2 separate regions of the Homo sapiens genome follow, and region 2 is linked to region 1. A link is an interaction called in ENCODE POLR2A ChIA-PET data of the cell type or tissue named here. Cell type or tissue: MCF 10A. All regions are shown on one strand. Links, peaks and the distances in the headings refer to the core of each region. The heading gives the core; the rest is flanking DNA. Region 1 has its middle 50 kb from the start of LINC02567. Region 2 has its middle 140 kb from the start of LINC02567.

Region 1 (5,392 bases), core at 155-5,154:
CCCTATGGGGGAAAGAGGGTGGATCTGTAAACAAAACAAGCCAGATTCACAAAGTGAAATCAGAAAGCAGATGGGAAATGTATGATTGCTCCACAAACATGACAATGAGCTACCCATAAGGCATGTGACTCAAATTCTGTCTCCTTCAACATTTGTGCCAGCTCAGCTTTAACTTGTTTGTGGAGGGAGTAAGTGATCGTGACAGCAACAGCTTAGCACAGTAAAGCCTCATTAAGTCCATCGTCACTTATTTGAAATTTCCTGGGTCTGAGAGTGCTTTGTTTTTGACAGTCTCTTCCCACCCCGGAAGGCCTCCCTTTCTGGCACTGCCTCCCTCTCTCCTGCCTCAACTGTTGGCCCCACTCCTTTCTTGGACCTCAATATGGCTCTTGTCGGCCCCTGGATCAGAGCTTCTTTCCCACGCCCCTGTCCCCAGGTGGCACTTTGTTCTTGCTCCACGCTCAGGTTTCCCTCCAGGTCCTACCCTGCCACTCAAAAGCCATGCAGCCATGGAGTGACTTAAACTCTCAGTGCTTGAGTAAAGCAGGAATAATAATAGTATGGTCCTCATCAGGCTTTGTGAAAATTAAATAAAATAATGCATATTATTTAGCACTTGGCACCATGACTTATGAATATTATTTTTTAATAAACATTATTGTTGCTATCTTTTTTTATTATAACGTAAAAATTTCTTTTAGGAAACCAATTTCCTCTGCTTAGGAAGTCATTTCCTCTGTGGCTCAGGTGCAGCAGATAAACAACACCTAGATATCCCCTCCTTTTCCAGGGCACACGACTGACATAAACCAGGTCAAACCAGAGCACCTGTCTCTCTGGCTACAGTGATTGGTTCAAGGTTTGGTGCGTCACCCCAAATTACATGGGACTATTGGGAAAGAGAAGGCTTCTTTCCACTGGGTTTTCTGAGTGGTAAGATGTAAGCTTGGTACTGTTGTTGCCACCAGAAAAAGACATCCTTTCTGGAAATGAAGCCAACACAGCCGAAATCATTGAGAAAGAGAGAGACTTCATGGGAAGGAGACAAGATGACAGAGTTTGAACATCTGAATGCAGTTGTGCCTGAAAATAATAACTTCAAGTGATTGGCAGTAGAGTCCCGATTAAACAAGCTTCTCTTCTGCTTGTTCCTCTGGGATTTTGAGGTACTAATGAACACAAACCTACCCTGCCACACAACAGTGCCCACCACTATTAATTATGCAAAAGAGGGGCTCAGTATCTTTTGACCTAACTTGTTTTAAAATCACCCAAGCTCCAAGTGACCCAGTACCTGAAGCCACATGTCCTCACAGGCCCAGTTCTCATCCTCCAGGCTTGCCCTACTGCTGAGTCAGCCTGTTTTTGCAGGAGAGAGAGCAGTGGCCTGAAGGTCACATGTCCCATTCCTAGTAAGCTGCCCCTCCACAGCCTCCACACTCATGGAACTGCCCTGGATGGAGAGCTGCCCTGCAGAGCCCCTTGGCCTTCCTCCAGGCCTACACCATTCCAAGTGATAGAAGTAAAGAGCTGCCTAGTGACTGAACCAGAAAATTTCCACTGATTACTTTCTTTCCAGAGACAATGAGGACTGATCCCAGGAGACCTCACATCTCGAGTTTCTTCAGGCACCATTCGATAGCCAAGCCCATCATTTTATTTCATTGTCGCATCCCTCCCTGTTCTCCCAAAACTTCCAGACTGCCCTCTACCATTCATTTTGTTATAGCAATCTCCTCATGCCCTCAACCTCTTCTCTGAAACTTCTGGCTCTAAGGCACTGATTTCTTAGAGTATGGTCTGTGGACCAGCAGCATCAGCATCACCTGGGAATTTGTTAGAAATGCAAATTCTTAGGCCTATCCCAGGTCTACCAAATCGTAAACTCTGGGGATGGGGCCCAGCAATGTGTTTTAACGAGTTCCCTGTAGGATTCTAATGCTCTAACGGGAACCAGGATTTCCCCTGAAAACACTGCTTTCCTAGCAACTCTCCTAAAATTGCGGCATTTCCTCCTCTATCTTCCCTTGGCCTGTATCTTGGCAGTAGAGGTGGGTTATATCTTGCTTAGTCCACTTTGTTGGTCTCAAGCCAATTATCCTTCTTTCTCCTAGACCCTTTAAAGTGTAAGTCATCAAATTTGGTACCTCCCATCCTTCTTGGTTGCTGCTATCTATCAACAACCAGGTCCCTGCTCCTCAACCGTGGTGGCTATAGAATCTTAGCCTCTGTCTTCATATCCACCTCTTTTCCTGCCATTATTCTGAGTGACTGTAATATCCCCCAGAAGGATCAATAGCAATTCCCTAACATATCCTCCACCCTCCTCCTCAGCATCTCCCTCCCATGCTCCTAACTTAGGCATCATTTTCACCAATAACAAACACAAACTCTCAATTACCCTACTCTCTGAATATTCCTTCCACCATCCACACCTCCTACTCTGGTCCTCTCAACCTAACTCTCCTTTGATCTTATAGGAATAGTCAATCTGCTGACCCGTTGTCTCCATTATTCATGACTTCCAAATCAACATCTCCAATCCTAACACTGTCATGAGCTACAGACATACAATTATGACTACCTGTGAGATGCCTCTATTTGGATGCCTAAAAATCTACCTCAAATTTAATGTATTCAAATATGTTCTTGTGTTTTACCCCCCAAACTTGTTATTTTCCCAGTGTTTCCCCATCTCAGTAAATGGCACCACTCAGGAAGTTCAAACCAAAAACCCAACACTGTCATCCTTAATTTTTTTTCTTTTTTACATATATTTTATTCAGTCTTTCAGCAAGTACTGTAGACTCAGCTATCAATGCATAGTTCAACCCAACCGTCTCCAACTGCTAAAGCTTCAGTCAGCTCTTGCTTAGGCTATCACACAAGCTCCTAATTATTTTCCCGTTTCTTTTTTTTTTTGTCTCCCAAATTCCATGCTCCACACTGCAGCTAGAGCAATGTTTAATGTATACATTAAATTACATCAGCCACCACTGCCTCTCCATTGCTAGGGTCTTAGGAGAGGCTTAGTCTGTTGCTGACCTCATCTCCTCCTCTTTCTCTCTCACTTACTCATTCTAGCCATATAGGCTTCTTTTCTGTCCCTTGAATACATCATTTTCTATTATGTCTCAGGTCTTTACAGATGTTCTACCCACTGCCTAGAGTCCTCTGCTTCCCAAATGTTAGTCTGACTGTCTTGCTGTATTCATTTTGATCTTCGATACTTACATCAACTCAGAGACCTTTCCTGATGCTCTAACTGAAGCAACCTCCATTTCCCCAGGCATTCCCTATTCTAAACTTCGCATTTAGTATTTTTTACAATACTTAGTGATATAAAAATGTGTTATTATAGTAACTCTTGTATCTCACCATCCACATACACCAAAATAAATGAAAGCCCCATGAGGTCAGAAATTTAGGCTTACAGTTTATGCTTTATCTCTTAGGCCCAAAATAGTGCTGAACACAAAGCAGACCCTTGATAAGCATTTGTTGAAAATGAAGTCACTAACATCAAATTGAGAAATGGCCTGCAATTTAACTTTGTACTAACAGAGATAAAGTAGTGTGCTTCTAGAACAATGAAATGTATAAACAAAATTTTGAGAAAGATATTGGCTGCATCATAGAGCAAAGCTTTTGAAAGCTTTGGAAGCATCCATTTTCATACAAACTGTGATTATCTAAATTCTTATGCTGATGCTTCCATTTAATAGCTATAGGTAATTTTTTATTTCTGTGTTAGGTCGGGATAGCTATCCAGAATCATGTTGGCTGGCATAATTTCTGACACAGCACAGAGTGAGCATAGTGACATTTTTAACTGTTTTAAGAGCCCAGAGTTCAGACATTTTACCATGCATTCCAAACTGGAATTGTTTTTCCAGACATGATCTTTGCACTGTATGATGTGGCAGGTGTATTATGAGTACCCAACAGAGGATGGCTAAAAGGCTATTTCGAGGAGGCCCATCCCACCAAGGTGGTCAAGGAGAGCATGCTAAATATTGGTAGGCAGCCACCACACTTTTAATCTCTGTCACTTTTTCAGCATGTGTCTATAGCAACATAAAAAAAGATTGATAAATTGTTGGAAATCATTAGCTAACAATTGACAGAACTTGCCTGGAGCTGTGCATAGACTGGAATTGCACTGTCTTTCTAATCAATGTTTAAATTTACTCTGTACCAAGTGTGTTTAAGTAGTACTAAAACATGTTTGACAGTATCCATTTTGTTTGGAAACTGAAAAAAATTGTGAAAACATTGGACAAAAGACAAATTGCTACTTATAGTCCGTAAAAAAAAAAGGTAGTTCTTATTTTAAAATATATCCTATTAAAATAGGATAATATTCTATTATAACCTTCTCCTCTTCCTTCTCCTGTGATTCCCTAGCTCTTAAGACTATTTGCCATCATCAGGTAACCCAGGATGAAACCTTGCTGTCATCAGAACTCTCCCTTCCTCTGATTGCCTCTTAAGCTGAAATTTCTTCAACTCCATTGGTTCCTACTTGTGTGTATTTTTTTTCCCTAGTATTTCAGAGATCACCTAATTAAATTACTTCTCTGCCTGCTGTAACCAATTCTCTCTATTCCAGACTTTGAAGATTGCAGAGCTGGGGGGAGGTAGGTGTTGGTGAGGTGTTGCAGAGAAACAAGGCTGAGTCCCTAAAGGCATGCCTAACACCCTCACAGCCTCATTAAATTGTCAGGTCAGAGGACTCAATGAAAAGGGCCCTTGCTCTTGCCCTGTGAAATTCACTGTTGAATGATCAGATCATCCATGTCAGGTAATCTCCATTAAAGAAAAACTTCATGAAACAGAACAGAAGCTTTTCCTGACACGCTCTCCCCACTCCCAGGGAGATTAGGTACCACTCTTCTCCTCTATTTCAGCACCTAGGCACACCTTTGTCGGGGGCCTACCTGCCACAGTTATGGAGCTTATACAATTAAAGCTTTGTCTGACCCACTTAAGCCAGAAAGCCAGGTACTTACCATTTTGTCTCTAGTACACAATACCTAACACATGATCGGAGCATAGAAAAGAATCTGGTATGTAATATGTATGCAATGTCTTTCTGGTTAATCAATCGATTAATTATTGCAGACTTAGTTAATCAGATTGTTCATGGGATGGGAGGAGATGATATTAGGAATTTAAAACTTACATTTTTGGAAACACAAAAGATGTGACATTGAGAGTTCAAAATAGAATTTGAGCAGCCAATGATCTCAGTGCTATACTGTAAAATAAAAACACTAATTTTTTTAAGAGCTCCATTTTCATATGTCAGGTAATATATGCTGCCTTGGGTATAGTCTTAATTCTCTGCGTTTGCTCTATGCTTCTTCAGAGCTCAGTGAATGATACTTTA
Region 2 (5,392 bases), core at 262-5,261, 88 kb before region 1:
CAGCTCACTGCAACCTCTGCCTCCTGGGTTCAAGTGATTCTCCTGCCTCAGCCTCCCGTCTAGCTGGAATTACAAGTGTACCCCACCATGCCCGGCTAAGTTTTGTATTTTTTGTAGAGATGGGGTTTTGCCATGTTGGCCAGACTGCTCTTGAACTCTTGTCCTCAAGTGATCCATCCACCTCACCCTCCCAAAGTGTTGGGATTACAGGCGTGAGCCACCGCGCCCAGCAAAACTTGTTTTTATTCAATGTCTGATTGGACAGATAATATATTTTCATTGTCAGAAACATTGAAGATGGAAAGGTATGATACCTATTATTGCACTTCCCAGGGTTCATTCGGTGTTTTTCTATAGATATTATTGATAAAAATACATATATAATGTTGTTTTATAGCCTGCTGTGTCTTCTTAATAAGGAATTACAAGCATTTTCTCAAAGTCATTAAATTATCCTAATATTCAGTAGCTACATTGTGCCCTAAGCTATTTAACGATTTCTCCCAGTCACTTTTCTTATATGCTAAACAGTTTTGTTAATGAATTTTTGAACATTTCTCTGATTATTTTTTTCTTTTATTGCATCAGCATACAGTAGTGCCTGCTTCCCTGAACCCTTGCCAAAAATGATGGGGTTCTTCAACCTTGCCGACTTCATGTATGAAAAACAAGGTTATCTTCTTTTAGTTAGCATTTAATTGATTACTATGGAAATTTAAAATTTTGCATATTTATAGGAAACTAACATCTCTTCTTACACGAATAAGCTCTTCCTATACTTTGCCCATTTTTCTATTGCAGCAGAAGTCACCACAATATAAAGAAACAGACAATTGAGAATTCTTTCAAAAAAGAGGAAACAGGTTGAGAGCAACCAGGATCATGTGGAAACTAGAAATTATATCACACCAGGAGTTGGAAACACTTAGCCAGATTAATAGAATGTTTTAGAGAGAACAAAATTCAAATACTTAAAAGGCATTAATGCAGGTGCAAAATTAGTTTTAAACTCTATGATTCTATTCGACATAATAGAGCCAATGAATAAGATTTCAGATTTTATCTCAGGAGAGCATTTAGAAGAGTCTAAAATTAGAGTGTGGATTTTTAGGATGAATGAAATTGTGTTATTTGCAGATAGATCACCCCACTTTTCACTAATTCATGTGTTTATGTATCTAGTTGAACTCAATGACCAATTAGGTCCCTTTCAAAGTACACGTTCTATGAAATAGGATGCAACTTTTATGCACAAAGGCCAGGTTTCACACTGAAGCTCTGAAAAAAATACACTAAAATGTTTACCCTTGTCTTGGCAGCAACATATTCAGAAGCCATCTCTTAAAAAGGTTATTTCTGATGATGGCAGATTTCACCTAGTTCATATTCAGAACTGGTTCCCAAGTTCTGGAAGTGCATTCAATTAACAGTAGGTATATACACACACACACACATACACTCCTTCTCTCCTTGACAACCTCCCCGCACCAGCCCCCAGCTCTACTACTGCCAATCATGATTTCATTCTCATAATACCTCACAAAAAGGTGTAAGTTCCTTTGCTTCTCAGTGCGAAAAATTCATTCACATTTTATACATCCATATTTTTATATACTTTCTATGTGATATGTATTTGAAATGTAATGACTCAAGAAAATTACATTTAGTATTATAGCATTTCTCATGTTGGTAATTTATGATAATGGTTGTCACTGTAGATTTAGGAGTCATTTATATTGTCCACCTTTTCCTATTTCTGCTAGATTAAATAAATTCTTCATATCGAGTTTTGTTGCATTTTTCAGTTTTCTTGTCTGTACCATTCCCTTTCAGTATATTTATAACCCTTTTATCTGGTCTTTGTAGTTTCAAAATGATGCCTTGGATATTTTAAGTTTAGAGCAATCAATGTCTTTTTCAAATTGCCCTCTTAAGATTTTTGTAAAATAATATTCTCCATAATACAACTTTAAATTACCTACCTTTTCCTTTACTAGACTTAATCCAAGAAGGCTAATTGAACATTAAGCATTTTAATCATCCCACACTGTCAAACCTGTCTTCTCATTACTGAGAATTGGATAGTTCATGAGCTTAATTGTGTTCCTGGCAACGTAACTAGAATGAAAGGTTGATAATATGATTTGTATATATCTAAGGAATTAGTCCTGGTCTTTATTGATAGCTAGGCAAAAATATCATCTCAACAAATATACATTAAATATAATCAAATTAATGGTACTTCATTAAAGCTTTGGAGAATACAGAGATGAGTAGAATGCAGTATTCATACTTATGCAGTTTACTGAAGAATTTTTTTAAAAAAACAAAACTTCCAAATAACCACAAGATGACTCAGAACAAGGTAATGGCCACAAAAGTGATGCAAACAGACAATGTTACATGTAATACAGAAGCAGAAGTATAAGGACACAATGATTCAGATATTAAAATTGTCATTGCATTATATGCACAAGTAGTGTTCAAATGTACCTATAGGGTGACTTAGACTCTCAGGATGGCACAGTACATGCTGGATTTCAGGAAGTTCATTTTGAACTGCTATTAGCAATGCCTTATAGAAATGGTTAATACAGAAGACAGTGCCAAGACATAAAGACGCTTTTATCTAACACAACATAAGGATCCCATGACAGCAGTGTCTTGTAGAAGAGCAATATTTGTTTGAAAATATAGGGCTTATTTTTGACAAATGAAATGAGAACTTTCATAGCATAGTAAAATGCTGAGAATTCTCCTATCTTGTCTGGAATCTGCTAGGGGGCTACAGGGTTCAGACAAGGCTCTAGTACTATTTTTAAATGTATTCATTGAACAAATAGCACCTTTCAAAGACATTTTAAAGTGAGCTGTGAATTCAAATAGCATATGATGTGAAACCAATGTAGGTGTAAATATGGATCCATTTTATCCCTTTTATCCATGTAAATCAATTAGTCTTGTATTATTATTCTTGATATGCATTCACTCTCAGCTTTAGGAGTTACCATGAATGTGAATTATGCTGATTATGCTTTTTCTTATGACAGTTTCATGTATACTTATCTAGAGTGCTTGAATGAAAATTTTCTAATGTAATGATAGCTATATGCATCTAATTGGAGACTTCAGCAGGGCCAAGAAACAGACTGTGAAAGCAAAAATCATAATATGCACCTGTCTCAACTTTTACCTGTTGTCCAGAGAAAATGTAACATAGGAACCACACTCTTTTATTTTATTACATAGATTGCATGTTCCAAATAATCTAGTCATGTCTTCCTGGAAGTTATCTATTAAGTCCCAGAAAAAAAAATTATTGTCTTACATAGTAGGTGATTTACTCTAGGTAGGCAAGAAGAGTAAAGGAAAGAAAAGATGGCTAGTTGCAAGATCATAAAGCAGTACCCTTCCATGTCTCTTTTCAATTTCTGCTGAAGTCTACTATTCTTTCCTAATGAGTCAACTTCTTTATATATTAGCTGAATTTCTCACCTAGGTGATCTCATGAGCTCCTGTCACTTCTGTAACCTACAGTCCAGAAATAGATCCATATTTGATTGATTTTTACTTTAACTGATTTTTTATAGCAATAACAAAATAATTCAATGAGAAAAAAATAGTCTTTTGACATGTGTTGCTGAAAAAACTGGAATCTGTATGAAAAGAAAAATGAAAAATTAATATGAAATGGATAATTTACCTAAACAGAAAAGATGAACCTATAAGAAAACAAAGGATAAAATCTTCATGATTTGGGTTAGGCAAAGATTTCCTAGAACACAAAAAGCAAAAATCATGAAAGAAAAATATTAACAAATGAGAGTTTATCAAATTTTTAAAATCCTTTTTGAAAGAGACTATTAAGAAAATGATAAGGCCCAGCCACAGACTGGAAAAAGTTTGCAATACACATAGGAGATGAAGGGTTCATATCAGATAGATAGATGATACATAGATAGATAGATAATAGATAGATAAACGGATAGATAGATATTAAAACTCAACAATTAGAAGACAAACACCTCAATTAAAAGTGCACAAAAAATTTGAACAGGCACTTCACAAGACAAGATGCACAAACAGCTAATAAGCACATGAAAAGATACTCAACACCAGAGTGAACAGGAAGTACAAATTAGAACTGAACATTCTTCTAGGTATAAGGGATTCACTGCCAAAAAATTCCAACATAGTTCCTGCTTTTGTGGAATTTACAGTGTAATGAGAGATACAATTAAATAGGCATTTCTAAACAATGGAATAAGTGCTGGGATGGGAGAAATACAAGTGTTTGGGGGATACTGTCTGATGGAGAAAGTCTTAACGTAGACAAGAGGTTGAGTAGTCAGGCAACCCAACATCGTTGGGTAGGCACACAACTCGAGATTGCTAAAATAGGCTTCCTTGGCAAAGTTAATTTAAACTGAGATCAGCATAATGAGTGGAAATGAATAGAGCAAAAGGGATGTGAAAAAGGCCAAGCATGGACTATGAATGGAATAATACAGGGAGTTATAATAAAGAAAGAAGGCATGACAAGTTCCAGAATTTGAAAGAAGTTTAGTATGACTGGTTGGAGGATGATATAGTTTGGATGGCCCCTCCAGATCTCATGATGAAATATGTTGGTGTTAGAGGTGGGGACTGGTGGGAGAAGTTTGGGACCTGGGGGAAGATCCCTCATGGCCTGGTGCTGCCCTCACAATAGAGACTGAGTCCTCATGAGATCCGGCTGTTTAATTGTGTGGCACCTTCCCCTCTCCCGCCATCTCTCTCTCTTGCTCTTGCTCTGGCCATGTGACATGTGTGCTCCTGCTTCACCTTCCACCAGGAGTAAAAGCTCCCTGAGGCCTCCACTGAAGCTGAGCAGATGCTGTCACCATGCTTCCTGTACAGCCTGCAGAACTGTGAGCCAATTAAACCTCTTTTCTTCATAAATTACCCAGTCTCAGGTAATTTTATGGCAATGCAAAAATGGGCTAACACAGAGGAAAACCACCGAGGTGAGAGGTGGAAGGTGGGGTGGTTAGAGATAAATAAGCAATTTAAAATCGAGATCAGATCACCCAAGTCTTACAGGCTGTAATATGGAGTTTTAACTTTATTATAAGAGCAGTGCAGCAGAAGTATGGAAAGGTTTTAAACAAAGGAGTATTATATTTGATAGGCTGCTTCGAAGGATCGTAGAAAAGGGAAAGAAACTAAGGACAATTCATATGTTTTTGGCTTGAATTGCTGGGCAGACATTGCTACTACTATCTGATAGAGAAAACATAGTAGAAGAAACAGTTGGAGATGAGTTAATTTTTAGACATGGTCAACTTGAGACACTTATAGGACATTGATTTACTTATAAAGCTCAAAAGATAGGTTTATCTTAAACATTTAA

What was found. ChIA-PET counts read pairs that join two places held together with the same protein. Peaks named below come from ENCODE experiments on the same cell type or tissue, not always from the same donor. Only the 100,000 strongest peaks of a DNase experiment are listed, where the experiment ranks them.
Region 2: POLR2A ChIA-PET joins it to region 1 with 5 read pairs; 2 of 35 experiments call an interaction of 5 or more read pairs at or near these places.

What each region holds. Positions count from the first base shown.
Region 1 is chr1:76,726,312-76,731,703 of GRCh38, forward strand. No RefSeq gene overlaps it. Among named protein-coding and RNA genes, the nearest start is that of LINC02567, 50 kb to the right of the region's middle. In MCF 10A, for the core only: no CTCF peak of the experiment used is centred there; no DNase peak of the experiment used is centred there.
Region 2 is chr1:76,637,897-76,643,288 of GRCh38, forward strand. No RefSeq gene overlaps it. Among named protein-coding and RNA genes, the nearest start is that of LINC02567, 140 kb to the right of the region's middle. In MCF 10A, for the core only: no CTCF peak of the experiment used is centred there; a DNase peak (open chromatin) is centred at 2,405.